Linked DNA regions of Homo sapiens: all the other regions are linked to region 1. A link is a contact called in ENCODE Hi-C or POLR2A ChIA-PET data. All regions are on one chromosome and are shown on one strand. Each heading gives the region's core, a stretch centred on a gene start or an enhancer-like site at or near the end of the contact. The rest is flanking DNA. Distances are from core to core; before and after follow the strand shown. Region 1 holds the start of GLUL (glutamate-ammonia ligase). Region 2 holds the start of IER5 (immediate early response 5). Region 3 has its middle 13 kb from the start of LINC01732.

Evidence for each region. A loop is a pair of places that touch in the nucleus more often than their neighbours do. ChIA-PET counts read pairs that join two places held with the same protein, here RNA polymerase II (POLR2A). Pooled maps may share reads with other maps.
Region 2: a map of endothelial cell of umbilical vein shows a loop between it and region 1 (15-fold over the local background). The contact joins the promoter of IER5 here to the promoter of GLUL in region 1. A Hi-C loop is called at or near these places in 1 of 168 maps with a recorded cell type or tissue (endothelial cell of umbilical vein) and 8 of 50 pooled maps. POLR2A ChIA-PET finds 5 or more read pairs at or near these places in 2 of 52 experiments (Caco-2 and activated CD4-positive, alpha-beta T cell).
Region 3: a map of endothelial cell of hepatic sinusoid shows a loop between it and region 1 (5-fold over the local background). The contact joins the enhancer-like site here to the promoter of GLUL in region 1. A Hi-C loop is called at or near these places in 2 of 168 maps with a recorded cell type or tissue (ascending aorta and endothelial cell of hepatic sinusoid) and 4 of 50 pooled maps.

The regions. Positions count from the first base shown.
Region 1 is chr1:182,390,540-182,394,805 of GRCh38, reverse strand. GLUL (glutamate-ammonia ligase) reads left to right here and starts at 3,016. Exons shown (of 7, transcript NM_001033044.4): 1 at 3,016-3,127. RefSeq lists a silencer at 2,601-3,280.
Region 2 is chr1:181,086,983-181,091,248 of GRCh38, reverse strand. IER5 (immediate early response 5) reads right to left here and starts at 2,549. Exons shown (of 1, transcript NM_016545.5): 1 at 1-2,549. The coding sequence starts at 2,346. The coding sequence ends at 1,363. LOC124904465 (a long non-coding RNA gene) reads left to right here and starts at 2,748. Exons shown (of 2, transcript XR_007066762.1): 1 at 2,748-2,974; 2 at 3,379-3,452. RefSeq lists silencers at 742-1,036, 1,611-1,830, 2,031-2,190, 2,501-2,770 and an enhancer at 1,051-1,220.
Region 3 is chr1:181,159,246-181,163,511 of GRCh38, reverse strand. No RefSeq gene overlaps it. Among named protein-coding and RNA genes, the nearest start is that of LINC01732, 13 kb to the left of the region's middle. RefSeq lists a silencer at 2,865-3,159 and an enhancer at 3,748-3,867. Within about 2 kb of position 1,956, at least 7 of the 41 ENCODE cell types and tissues checked have a DNase peak (open chromatin) inside an H3K27ac peak, as active enhancers do.

The sequences.
Region 1 (4,266 bases), core at 1,767-4,266:
AATAGAGATAAGATTTGGGAGTAGAGCAAAATCCTAATACAAAGCTTTTATTTCAGGCAGCAGAACAACATTGAAGAAATACTTTTAATCTCAGGCTATTTCTGCAGATTTGGAACAAAATCTTTCCCTGTAATTGCTCTCCCACTCCACCCACCCCTTGGACATGGCAATTCTACTCTAAGAGAGAAAAATATGACTTCAAAGCACATGCAATGGAACCCCTTGTCAGCACTGATATGGTGTGTACCAAGAAACAGAAAAGTTCATGGGTTCAAGCATTCTAATGCTCTTTTTATGGTGGGGGTGAAGAATGGGGGCGGGTGGCAATTTAGGGAAGAAGGGGAAGGAGAAGAAAGGGCAGCAGACACAGCAAAGTCAAACTGGATGAAACAGGCTGTTTTACTTTTAACTTCTCTAAAAGTACAGTCTGGGTTTCTGCGGGTGAACCAGTTAAGGGTTTTCTTCTGCTTTTACTTCTCGCCTATGCTCAAGCCTCCCTGGTCAGTTCTTGGACTCATCTGCGCCCTAATTTCATCATTTTAAGTAAATGTGGGGCTGGCCAAGGAGGACAAGGCCTCTTGTTCACTCCTGAAAGAGTCAGTGGTCATGTATTATGTTCCTAACCCTTACAAAGCGTGCCCCTGGTCACATGAATGGATCAAAGCAAATCCATTTCCATTCTTGGAAAAGCAGCTCAAAGCACATGTTCTCTTGATGGTGCTGCTGTCACTTCTGTGTGGTTAACAAATATCATTTATTGAACACTCACCGTGGACACTACTGGGGGATATGACAATGAATAAACTGCTCAATGAGGTCAAGACATCTAGGAAGGGAAGCAGGCACTCAAATGGCAGAAATACCATAAGCCTGCAGAACCGCACTCACGCCTTACCATTCCGTTCTCTGTTATGTTTGTCATCCCCACCTCAGGGGCTGGTGGTGTGTGCAGCAGAGGCTCTGGCTTATGGTTCGGTAGTTTGGTATCTGGAAATGATTAATAACATCTTTTAAAATAAAAATATCACTTTTCTCCTCCTTTGCTCCCCTTCCTCGACCATTTAAACTCAAACCTTTACAGAAAGAGATGAAGACAGCTCACTGTGTTACCAAGGTTAAGTCCAGTTTGATATAATGAATGGTAAAGCATTACACTGAGTCAGAAAAGTTGTATTCAAAAGTCGCTATGGGGAAAGAAAGAATCCAATCACCTCAGATTATAGAACTTGGCCTATGATAATTATAATTGCTGTTTTCTAAACATTTACGATGCACCAAGGACTACTCAATCTCTTCTGCATGTGCTATCACAATTAATCCTTTTATGAGGTAAAAATGATTATCCCTCTTTTATTATAGACAAAGAAACAGGCTTCATGTGGCTAAGTGATTTGGCCAACACAAAGCTGGTATGAAGGGAAAGCCCAGATTTGAACCTAGGTTTACCTGACTTGCAGCCGTGCCTTTAGCCACCACAATGTAATGCTTCAAGGGGCAGCACTGAAATTTAACAAGGAATTTGTAAGGCACCTTACCCAATCCAAAATGTCACCAGTCTGAAACATCCCAAAAAACCCTGTTTGAGATGAATGCTGCATCTGTCATGTAAAAGCACTACAGTGTTATACACTCTTAAAGGAAAGGGATGTTGACCAAAGAAGCCAAGTTATGTGTGTGTGGTTGCAGGCAACATTTCTTTTCCACATTTGCGGTACAAAACATAACCAGAACAAACTTCTTCCCTTCCTCTTCCAAAGGCACTGGAAGCATAAATTCTTGCTCTTTAAACTGAAAGAAGCAATAAAATCTGGACACCATCAGGTAGATTTCAGGCACTAAAAATAGAATGATCGAGTAATAGTACGGATAGCAGTATCTACCTACCTACCTACCTACCTACCTATGTTGTGTCTCTAGGTACATTTCAATATTGTGTTCACATACACATTTTCCCAACCATCACGGCAAGCTGAGAGGAGAGGTATGTATTCCCATTTTCCAGATTAACAAGAAGCCGCACTTGATAAAGCAAAATCAGGGAGAATTCGTTAAAGGAATTTCTTGACAATCCCTGGACTTCAAAGGGGGCAAGTGAACACCTCGATTTCCTTTCAGCTGCTCCGGGGGCAGTTTGCACACAGAATTTCAAATCTAGTGGGCGGCTCCACAGGTCATTTTCGATGACCACTTTATTTTGCAGATGAGGAAACTTGGGCCCTGAAAGACCTGCCTAGGGTCTGGCCAGCAGTATGAGACAGGTCTCCAGACTTAGTTTCTACCGCCCTCCAGAATCCTCTCTGTAAAATTAGAGAAACAGCACGTTGATTTCAAATGTGAAATGGCAGAGTTCTGTTTATTTCCCCAGACCCAAGAGAGCCGGAGCGGGCGGCTCTTCCAGGCCTTGGGAACCCCGGCCTGTCCCCAGGCCCGCGCGGCACCCGCCCTAGCCCAGGCCCGCCCAAAGTTCCCTCGGGTCCCGCGCCCCGCGCTCCCTCTCAAGCTAACCCCTGCCCGCAGGAAGCGGGGCTCGGAGGCTCCCTCGCAACAAAAGGCTAAATTCGGTTTCCCTGGTTCCGCATTTCCCCAGGGAGCTCTCCTCGTAAAACTATTCCCCGTGAAGGCGGCAGGGCAGAGGTCCAGGGCGGGCTTTGCTGGGAGCCTCGGGACCCCGGGTTGGGGGCCGTGGGGCGGCACCTGGCGAGCTGGCGGGTGGGCGGCGAGCCGAGGCTTCCCGGCCTGGCGGCAACTCGCCCCTCTGCCCTCAGCCCTCCCGGCTCCGCTCCCTTCCCCCACGCCGCCCTGCCCCTCCCCCACGCCCCTTTCTCTTTCTTTCTTTCTTTCCCAGTTCGCTTGCCCCCACCCCAGCGGCGCCCGCCGGGCTCCTCGCCCAATGGCCGCGGGGCCCGGGACCGCATCAGCTGATCGGCCCGGGCTCCTGGCCGCTGGGAGCCAATCAGGGCACCGGGGGCGGCCCCGGGCCGCGGATAAAGGGTGCGGGGCTGCTGGCGGCTCTGCAGAGTCGAGAGTGGGAGAAGAGCGGAGCGTGTGAGCAGTACTGCGGCCTCCTCTCCTCTCCTAACCTCGCTCTCGCGGCCTAGCTTTACCCGCCCGCCTGCTCGGCGACCAGGTAAGCCCCCGGACGGCCCGGTGTCACGCAAGCGAGGCGCGCCGCCCCTGCTACCCCGCGAGGCGCGCCGCCCAGCCTCTTTTTTCGGCTGCCTGCCCCTCCAGTCCCAGCCCTACGCTGCGGCCTCTCCGGCCCATGCCTGAGATCCGGCATGAGTGCTCCTCCCGCGTGCTTCCGCCGCTGGTGGCTTGGACCCGTCGGGGCTGGCGCTGGTGGGGCGCGCCCTTGGCCAGGCTCTGGGAAGGGCGGGGTGAGTTGTTTTGATCTTCTTTTCACTACTTGCGGCCGAAGCGCCGCCCCTGGAGGCCGTTGGGCCGGCCTGCGCCCTGGGGCTCGCAGTGGTTTGTTTGCGCTGTGGATGGAGTGGCGGTGCGGTCCCCTGTGGAGCGCAAACAAGGCGCTTGGTTGGCGCGGGCGCCTGGCTGCCTTCCTCGTGGTGGGGCCTTCGGAGCAATCGTCCTGGTTCTGGCGATGGTTGAGACGCCTCGATTGCGGCGTGTAACGGTGAGCGTTGTTTGGGCGGCCGGCTCCCGCCTCGGGGTCCCGGGGGCCTTCCAATGTGACCGAACAATGGAGAGCCCGGGCCTCGGCGCAGTCAGTGGAGAAGCCGGTCCGGGCGGAGGCAGCAGCAGCGCGCAGTCCCTACGGCCTGCGCCCCCACCCTCCCCCGGACCCCCCAACCCCTCGGCGGCAGGGTATGGCCACCTCCGTGAGGCCCTGAGATTCGGACGGGGGCCCGAGGGGCAGGGCGCCCACTTTAGGGACATTTCAGTGGGAAGGGGCTGCTCTCAAAGTGGATAATTATAACTCCCTCGGGGGCGGGAAGCGGGGATCCTCCCCCAGCCGCAAGTCCACGAAGAAAGCAACGAATGAAAATTATGAAGACAACGAGAAGTCAGACTCCTCCGGGTCGCGCTCCAGCTGCTTCGGCTTCGTCGCCTACTCTGTGAACTCCGGGGAGAGATCTCGAGTCAAGATTAAGACCTTAACCCACCAACCTGCCTGTTCGGACACCCCCCGGGCCGGCCGCTGTCTGTCCCCTTCTCCATCGCCCTCTCCCAGAAAGCTCCGGTGCTTGGACCAGCTAGAGTCTGAGAAAGAGGAGAGGCGCGAACGCCACTCCAAAAAGAGAAGGGTTA
Region 2 (4,266 bases), core at 1,300-3,799, 1.3 Mb after region 1:
AAGCTAAAAGATGACCCGTATTAATAGCTTAACAGGAAACAAAGTTTTGCTGAAAAACATTTTTGTGGATAAGCGGGGCTTCAAAAGTTGGTTAAATTACTTAGTATTAGACACCCACATATTGGGTGACAAATTGGTCTAAACTGACCTTAGAAAAGGCAGTTGTAGTGGCAGGTTTCTAGAACCTGACAGGTCGCCGATATTAGTATCTAATAGCAGTCCTCTGATCTAGGAGGAAAAATTAAACGTGTCTCTCTTGATACTTAGTGGAGTCAGTAAACAATGTCCTCAGTCTGCGAATGACTGATACTAAGAACCACACCTTCAATTTTCTAGCTCAGGCCCTGGTTTCCCTCCTCCCACTTCCCTCCCAACCCAGGCAGGTTATTACAGACAAGCAGGCAGTTACGTTGCTTCAAAATATTTAATACGTGTTAGACACGTAGAAGTTACATTTTTATACAAAAATCAATACAACGAAGGAGAAAATACTGTACAAAAACCTTATCAGCTCCCCCAACCTTTATACAACAAAGACTGGAGTCACCATATCTACAAAACCATAAGGTCTTTCCACTTCGGGCTTCTGTCTGTAAACTCTCATTAAACACTTTTTAAAAGCACTGTGTAGTACTTCTGACCTAGAGCTTTTAAAAATATATCTTTTCTCTATAAACTCCATTATTTCCAAGCTTGAACTCTTCTGTGAAGTTCGTCAAGCTTTTTCTCCCCTGCGGGGAAGCAAAGGACCGTTAATACGCCCCTTTCCTAGAGTAATCACAGGATATAAACGTTTCTTCATTGGGAGAGAAAGGTGGGGAGGGACAGAAGGAATCCAAGTCTGTGCTCTTGGCTAAATCCCTCTCGTCTTAGGAAATCCTGTGCGGAAACGCCACTCCTGGCCCTGAAGCGGGTCTAGCTTTCCGGTGAGGGGTAGGTGTAAAGTCCCTCCCTCCCCGGAGAACGAATGGGGAACTCCCCGGCCCAAACCTTTTAGCCGCTTCCTTCTCCACGCAGCCGGCAGAGGAAAGTCCCTGTCTGCCCCCAATCTCTTAAACCCTGGGGAAGGAGTGGTGCATTCCAGAAGAGCAAAATAGTCTTAATGCCACAAGACAAACTTACATACACAGACATACACAAACACAAAAGTTAACGATCGTCCTCTTCCAATGAGCCTCAAGCTCCCAGGTCTCCAGATAAGCCAGATGCGCCCGGGGGCAGTTTGCGATGCCCAGAGGCAACCAGTCTGCCCAACGCGCTCAGCGCCCGCGGTCTCTGGGCGTCCTCGCAGCCGGGAAGGGCCTGGCCCTCACTTCGGGGACGCCCGCTGCTCCACCTCCTCCCCGCAGGGGGGCCAAGGGCTCAGAAGGCCACGATGGCTGTGCTCCAGGGGTTCATGTCTCTCAGCACCGGCTTATCGCAGCAGATCTGCCCGGGCTCGGCGGCTTCCGGACCGCTCTCCTCTCCCTCCTCTTCCTCTCTGCCGCCCCCGGGGCTTTTCCGTAGGAGTCCCGAGAAACTGGAACCGAAGATGCTGATGAGGTTAGCCACGTTCCCGGTCTCCATCTCCTCCGCGTCGTCGTCCTCTCCTCCACTCGGCGGCTGCTCTAAGTTCCGGCGGGGCTTCTTGAGCGGGGTCGAGCCGGGCGCCGGGCAGCCCGCTGGGCCGCCGCCCACCCCCGCCGCGCAGCGCTTCCTGGGGCACACCGCGGGCGGCGCGGGGGGCTCGTCCTCCGCTGGTTGCGGCGCGCAGCAGCAGGCAGCGCGGGGGGTCGCGGCCGGTGTACCCGGCGGGTCCTCCCCGCCTAGGGGGCAGCCGCAGGGGCGGCGCGCGGCACGAGATACCTCGGGGAAGACGCCCCAGCCTCCGGCGGTACCCTCGGCTTCTCTGGCCGCCGCCTGGCGCGGCCCCTCCACGCGGCTCCAGGCAGCTTCCGTCGCGTCCGCCTCTCCGCCCTGAAAAACGTCCCCGACTCCAGTCACCGTGGCCACCGGCACCTCGTCCCCTACCCGCGGCGCGTCTGAGACGGAGGAGCGCTCCGGCTGCGGCTCGGTCTCCGGCCAAGAGGCACGAGCGGCGGGCGGGGGCGGCTCTCCCCAGCCGGCGGGTGGCCCGGCCGCCGGCTCCCCGGGCTGCTGCTGCGGTGGCGGCGCCGGGGTCCCAGCGGGACCGGCCAGGTAGAGGCCGGGGCACGGGTCGCTCAGGTAGACTTGGCGGGCGCTGCGCAGCACCAGCGAGACCAGGAGGTTCTTATGCAGCTTGATGCCGCCGCGCTGGACCCGCGAGTTGTAGATCTTGCCCAGAGAGATGCTGACGATGCGATGAGCCTCCAGCTTGAACTCCATCTGCTTCCCCTGCACAGGGCCGTCGGCGCCGGGGTGACACGTTTGGAAATTGGGAGGGAACGGGAGGCGCAAACAAGTCCGCCCCCTGGGCACACCCTCGATCACCTAAGACTCCGAAGAGAAACGACTCTGGTGACGCGCGCGCTGCTCTACTAACCTCTCCAAACAAGACAACTTCCCCGTTTCGGGTCCGGTCGCTAAACAGGGCAGCCTGGCTGCCCCGCGCCTTATATAGGCTTCTCGACCGCCAATCACGAAGGGCCGCCAACCGTTCCGGGGCTGGCCGGCGCGCCCTCGTGCGCCGCGCACGGCCAATCGGAGCCCGAGGAGGGGCGCCAGGGCCCGTTCGAACGTTAGTCCCGCGGAGCAGGCTCTTAAAGGGGGCGACGGCTTGCGGCCGCAGACCAGGCCCGTGGGGAGTGAATGTTCGGGACGGTGCTCGAGAGCGCTACTGTTTGGAGTTACAGATTCTGGCTTGTGCGATGGCTTGCCGGAACCAAAGCGAACAAAATATTCGAACTTTCTTCCGAACACGGTGGTGGACTCTGTTCTGCCATAAAGTCCTGATCCTTCCCTGATCGACTCCGCCCTCACCAGCCACACCACCGTTTCCAGGCCGGCCACACCTGTAAGCGACCCCCCTCAACCCTGGCAAAAATAGAGATGGTGGCCATACGCGGCGGAGGACACCCCTGGATAACAAATAGTATTACTGCAAAGTATTTGGCAATCATTATTTTTGGATGAGCCGCTTTCCCCGCTAGAGTCACATACACTCTTAGCAGCTGTCAGTTCTAACCCCAAAGAAAAGGGGGATTCTAAAAGTTTTTGCCTAGGTTTTTGGCTTCTTTTCAAGGAATCGTGTCTAGATACAAAGTTATTGGTTGTCCTCTAAAGCTGGCATCTTTCACTTTGTTCTCTAGATTCTAGAACAAACCCAGTTATCAAATAAGTTAAATGGAAGATGTTACAGGTTCTCCACAATGATTTTTTTTTCCTTTTTTTTTTCCATTTCCATTTTTCCATTACAAGGACTGACCAGTCCACCCTTGGAAAAATCGAGCAAGTTCTGAAAATAAAAAGAAAGAAGTCCTGTGTTCCCATGATGATGTCATAATTTCATTTCGTGTCAAGGTAAAAATATAGTGCTAGGGAGTTCCAGAATTTTCTGGTCAGTCAACAACTTAGTCCATCTACTGGTCCTTATAAGTATATCAGGACACAATTACCACGGGGTTGCCCAGGGTCCTGGACTGGAAACATGGAGTCACTTCCAGTTAGTTCCACCGAAGCTCCACCACAGACCTGCCTGAGGACTCTGGGTAAATAACCTCAGGCCGCTTCAGTGTCTCCACTGCTGAAAAGGGGGAAGTCACATACACATCTGCGTTATTGTACAGACGATAAATGACAACTTCTCAGCCACAATCTGAATGAGAAAACTAAGCACTGCTTTCTTGGAGTCCATGTGGAACCCTGGGCCTGATCCTGCCCCGGGGTTGGTCAAGCAATGAATTTATTTAGGAAAAATACCAGTGAAGAGTGGGCTTGATCATGACCAATTCACAATCTCCAGAGGATGTGATGGCTCAATAGCATTACCTGTGCCCACAACTGATGGTAACTGAGACAGCAGGCTCTGAGACCCAGAGTTCCTCCCCTCTAGGAATTTTCAGCCCACGTAGAGGAAGATATAAAATAATGACACGAATAATTACAAAACCAAATAGCATATATTGAGTAATGACACAAGAATTTTTCTCTTCTCTTTTTCTTTGCAAGTTATTAGTCACTATAAAGCAATGGCTAAGAGCACAGGCTGAGGAGGCTGGCTTCCTAGGTTGGAATCCCAGCTTCACCTTTCACTTGCTGCATGGCCTCTGGAAAATTACTTCACTTCTCTGTGCTGCCGTCTTTTTT
Region 3 (4,266 bases), core at 707-3,206, 1.2 Mb after region 1:
ATGTTATTAACTAGTTAGTGTTAACTCCTTTGTAAGAATTAAAAAAGCTTTTGGGAGAACAAGGTAACTATACTCTTATGAACTAAATGTTTGTGTCACTCAAAATTCATATGTTAAAATGCTAACTCCCAATGTGATGGTATTAGGAGGTAAAGCCTTTGGGAGGTAATTAGGCTTAAATGAAGTCATGAATGTTGGTCTTTCATAATGGGGTTAGTACCCTTATAAGAAGAGGAAGAGACTGTAGAGTTTCCTCTCTCTCTCTCTGTCATTTGAGGATACAGCAAGAAGGTGGCTGTCTGCAAGCCAGGAAGAGAGCCCTTACCAGACCTGAACATGTTGGTATCCTGATCTCAGACTTCCATCCTGAAAATTGTGAGAAACAAGTAAATGTCTGTTGCTTTAGCTGCCCAGTTTAGTATTCTCTTATAGCAATCTGAGCTAAGATGCATGCACAAAAATCTGGGTCTATATGAAGATAAGGAGCCAGTGAAGGTACAGATGGAATTTTATTGACACTTGAGAACAATAATAGGGGGCCTGAGCCAGGTACACACAGCTGTTTGACAGGGAGGAGGTGGACAGCATTCTAATTCAGAGGTATTTCATGCTAATGATTACTTTTCTCCTGCTTACCTTTCTCTAAGTCTAGCCCAAGCTTTCCTCATTTGAAATACAGTTGACCCTTAAACAACATGGGGTTGAACTGCTTGGGCCTACTTATATGCAGATTTTCTTCTGCCTCTGCCACTCCAAGACAAGACCAACCCCTTCTCTCCCACCTCCTCAGCCTACTTAATGTAAAGGCTATGAGGGTAAAGACTTTTATGATGATCTACGTCTACCTAATGAATAGTAAATGTATTCTCTCACTTACAACTTTCATAATAACATTTTCCTTTCTCTAGCTTACTTTATTGTATGAATATAGTTATAATACACATACAAATTATGGCCAGGTGTGGTGGCTCATGCCCATAATCCCAGCACTTTGGGAGACCAAGGCAAGTAGATTGTTTGAGCTCCAGAGTTCAAGACCAGCCTCGGCAACATAGTGAAACCCCATGTCCACAAAAAAATTAGCCAGGCATGGTGGCTCACACCTGTGATCCCAGCTACTCAGGAGACTGAGACAGGAGGATCACTTGAGCCCAGGAAGTTGAGGTTTCAGTGAACTGAGATCATGCCACTGTACTCCAGCCTGGGCAACAGAGCAAGATCCCATCTCTAAATAAATAAATAAAACAAATTATGTGTTAATTGACTGTGTTACTAGGGCCTCTGAACAGCCAGGCAAATACTTTAGCAAACCTCAGAGGTGCTGGTCTGATAGGTCCCGGAACTGGCTCCCCCTTCCTTGGAGGAAAATGTACCCCTTCTCTGAAATCAAAAAAGAGCACAGGGTGCTTTTCAGCATAACTAACAACCCCCAGGACTGGAAGAGGGGAGTCTTCTTGCTTCCTAACACTGACAGAATTAAGAGTAATGAGGAGACACTTCATTTCTCACTTGCACAGCCTCATGTGGAAATGAACTGAACAAAGTAAGTTTGCTGTTAAATCTTATTCTCTTGGATCTAGAATGCATTTCTCCTTATCCCCTCTCCTTCTCCCCCTGTCCCTTGCCCCCACTTCTCCACCCCCAGTGTCCTCTAAATCCTGGGCACACCTTCCCCACTCCCAGCCTGCAACCCCAGGCATCTGGCTGGTGATGCACCACACAGCCTCGTCCTTCCCAGCCCAGCTCGTCTGGTGTCCCAGCTGCTCATTTTCTCAGCCACTACCCAGGCTAGCACCCGAGTTTGCAGCAGACCTTGTGTAGACCATCCTGCCCGGGTGACAGCTCTCCCCAGGCCTCCTCACAGAAGATGCAGCTGTCTTCCTGAGTGGCCACGTGTGGACTGCATCATCTTCCGGTGCTCATGACTCCCAGTTGCTTATTACATAAAACCCAGCCTCCTTAGCAGAAGCTTGCGTCTTCTTTCAGCCTCACCTCACCCCTTCCTTCCCCCATCACTGTTTTTCCTGGGCTGTGCTCTCCACCCCACACATGATGCAAGGCCACCAGCGCCCTCCCTCCTCTGATAGCTGGCTTCAAACTCTGACCCCAACCCGCTCCCTGCCTCTCCTTTGCGACCCCCTCATGGCTCCTCTGATATCCCCTCCAGCGCCCCCTACACCCAACATCTAGGTCCTCGGAGCTCTCCAGAAGCATGGACCATCTGCCTCACTCTTCTCCATGCCCCTTAATTCCATTGTCAGTCCCTAATAGGAAACAGAAACTGAAAGAACCATGACTGTGCCCAGCTTGCCACAGGCCTCAGCCCACTGTGCCCAGTACCTCCCCGGTACCCAGGAGAGAAAGCTAGCAGATTCTGGCTAGCAGAAACTGCTTGTCCAATGCGGCCCAGAGCCCAGGCCCTGCTTCCCAATGACAGTCTGCTGCTCAAATATCCACCTGGAAATACTCGTGACAGTGAGCCACAAAGATCTGGGGACCCCTACAACCTTCTAGGGAAGTTCTTTCCTTCATTGCCAGACCACTTGCTAAATGCCAGGCCCTGCACAGAGCACAGAGGCGCAAAGCTAGAAAGACAGAGCCGGCCTTCACGGGACCCCCAAGGCAGCAGGGTGGACCAGCAGGTATACAGCTGTGACTGCATGGTGGGAGGAAAGTGGCCTTTGGGAAATTGGCTTTCAGGAGGCCAGAGGCCTGCTCCCCAGTGGGAGGTTGTGGGGGTCTGTCCCACAGACCCTGACCCAACGATGGATGAATAACGTACAGTGACACAGATATTCTGCTTGTCAGTCCAGTTAAGGGTCTGGGCCCCTCACAAACACCAAGGAAGGTGCTGTAAAGAGTAGCAGCCGTGGCCTCAACTAGCTGGTCCTGCCAGCATTTATCCAGCACACATTAAATGACAAAGGCTTTGAGTCAACACACCTATGGGTAATTAATCTGGTTGCCCTCCCCCAAAGACAGCCATCCTGCCCACGAATGGTCAAAGGTTAGTCTTAGGACCACATGTGTAAACATGCTATTTAGATAAACTCCCTTATATGCCTTTGTATCTGCGCCCTAAGCTCTTAGGCTCCTGAAAAGAGAATCTGGCTGCCTTCAGCCAAACTATCTGAAGCTATGCAGAACTCCCCAGCCTTCCAAGAAGATTTGTGTCTATATCCTATAACTCCATCTAAAATTTTTTCCACCAGCCTGACTGAACTCCCACATGAGGTGCCACAGAAAATGAGAACTGGGACGAGAGGAAAACAAGCCTGTTGCTCCCAACCCCTTTACACAGGGAGGCCCACTTATTCTCATAGTTCGGAGCCAAGCATCTCAGGGCACCCACTGGAAAAGGAAACTAGAAAGAGCTTCCACCTCGAGGGCTTACAGCCAAATTGACACGGAAGTCCTCAAAGGACCACACCTTCCCTCCAAGGAGCAAGGTCTCTGAGCCAAAGACCAGCCCCACCCATTCCTGCCTGACAGTCTTCGGAAGTCACCCAACCTCCTCAGCCTCCACTGATCTACAGCAGGAGGCTGCGGGACTGCATCTCAGGGTCTTAAGTGAGAGCAAAGTACGCATTTGGTAAACAGCAGCTAATGGCCCCTGTGGATGTGTGGTTGTGCGGGTGTTGTGGTTGCTGCTGTTGTGGCTTGTGTGGTTGCTGCAGTTCTGGTAGTTACTGCACTTGTGGTGTGTGGTCAAATGGCTGTGGTTGTTGCAGCTATGGTTGTTGTGTGGTTTGTGGCAGTTGTGGTTGTGAGTTTGCGTGGTTGTTGCAGGTATTCTGGTTCCTTCATCACAGATGGAGGAGGAGGCCAGCCACTGGGGAGGGGTGGCCTCTGAACACCTGGCACCAACTCATCACACAGCAGCGCCAGGCTGTGCCCAGACAAGCAAAGAAAGGGGAGGGCAGAGAAAGGAAATTCTCTTCAGATGAGTGTATGTCAGAAAGGAAGCCCCACAGCCCTCTCTGTGGCCATGGGTGACTCCCTCGCACTGCTGTGTAGGCCTCTTATCTGGAGCTGAAGCGAAGTCCAAGTGCTTGAAAACCTGAAGGTGCTCCTGCTTGCAGCACCTCTGTTCCCAGGAACATGCTCCTGTGCAGGAACCCATTATGGGCACCACCAAAAATAGACCCTGCCCCATCCCATCCCACTGTCCTGAGATGCCCAAGCAAGCCCAGCAGGTAAACTGATAGCCCCAGGGTGTGGGGACAATGGCCTTGGATCACACCAAAGGCCCAAGTGCAGGGTCCA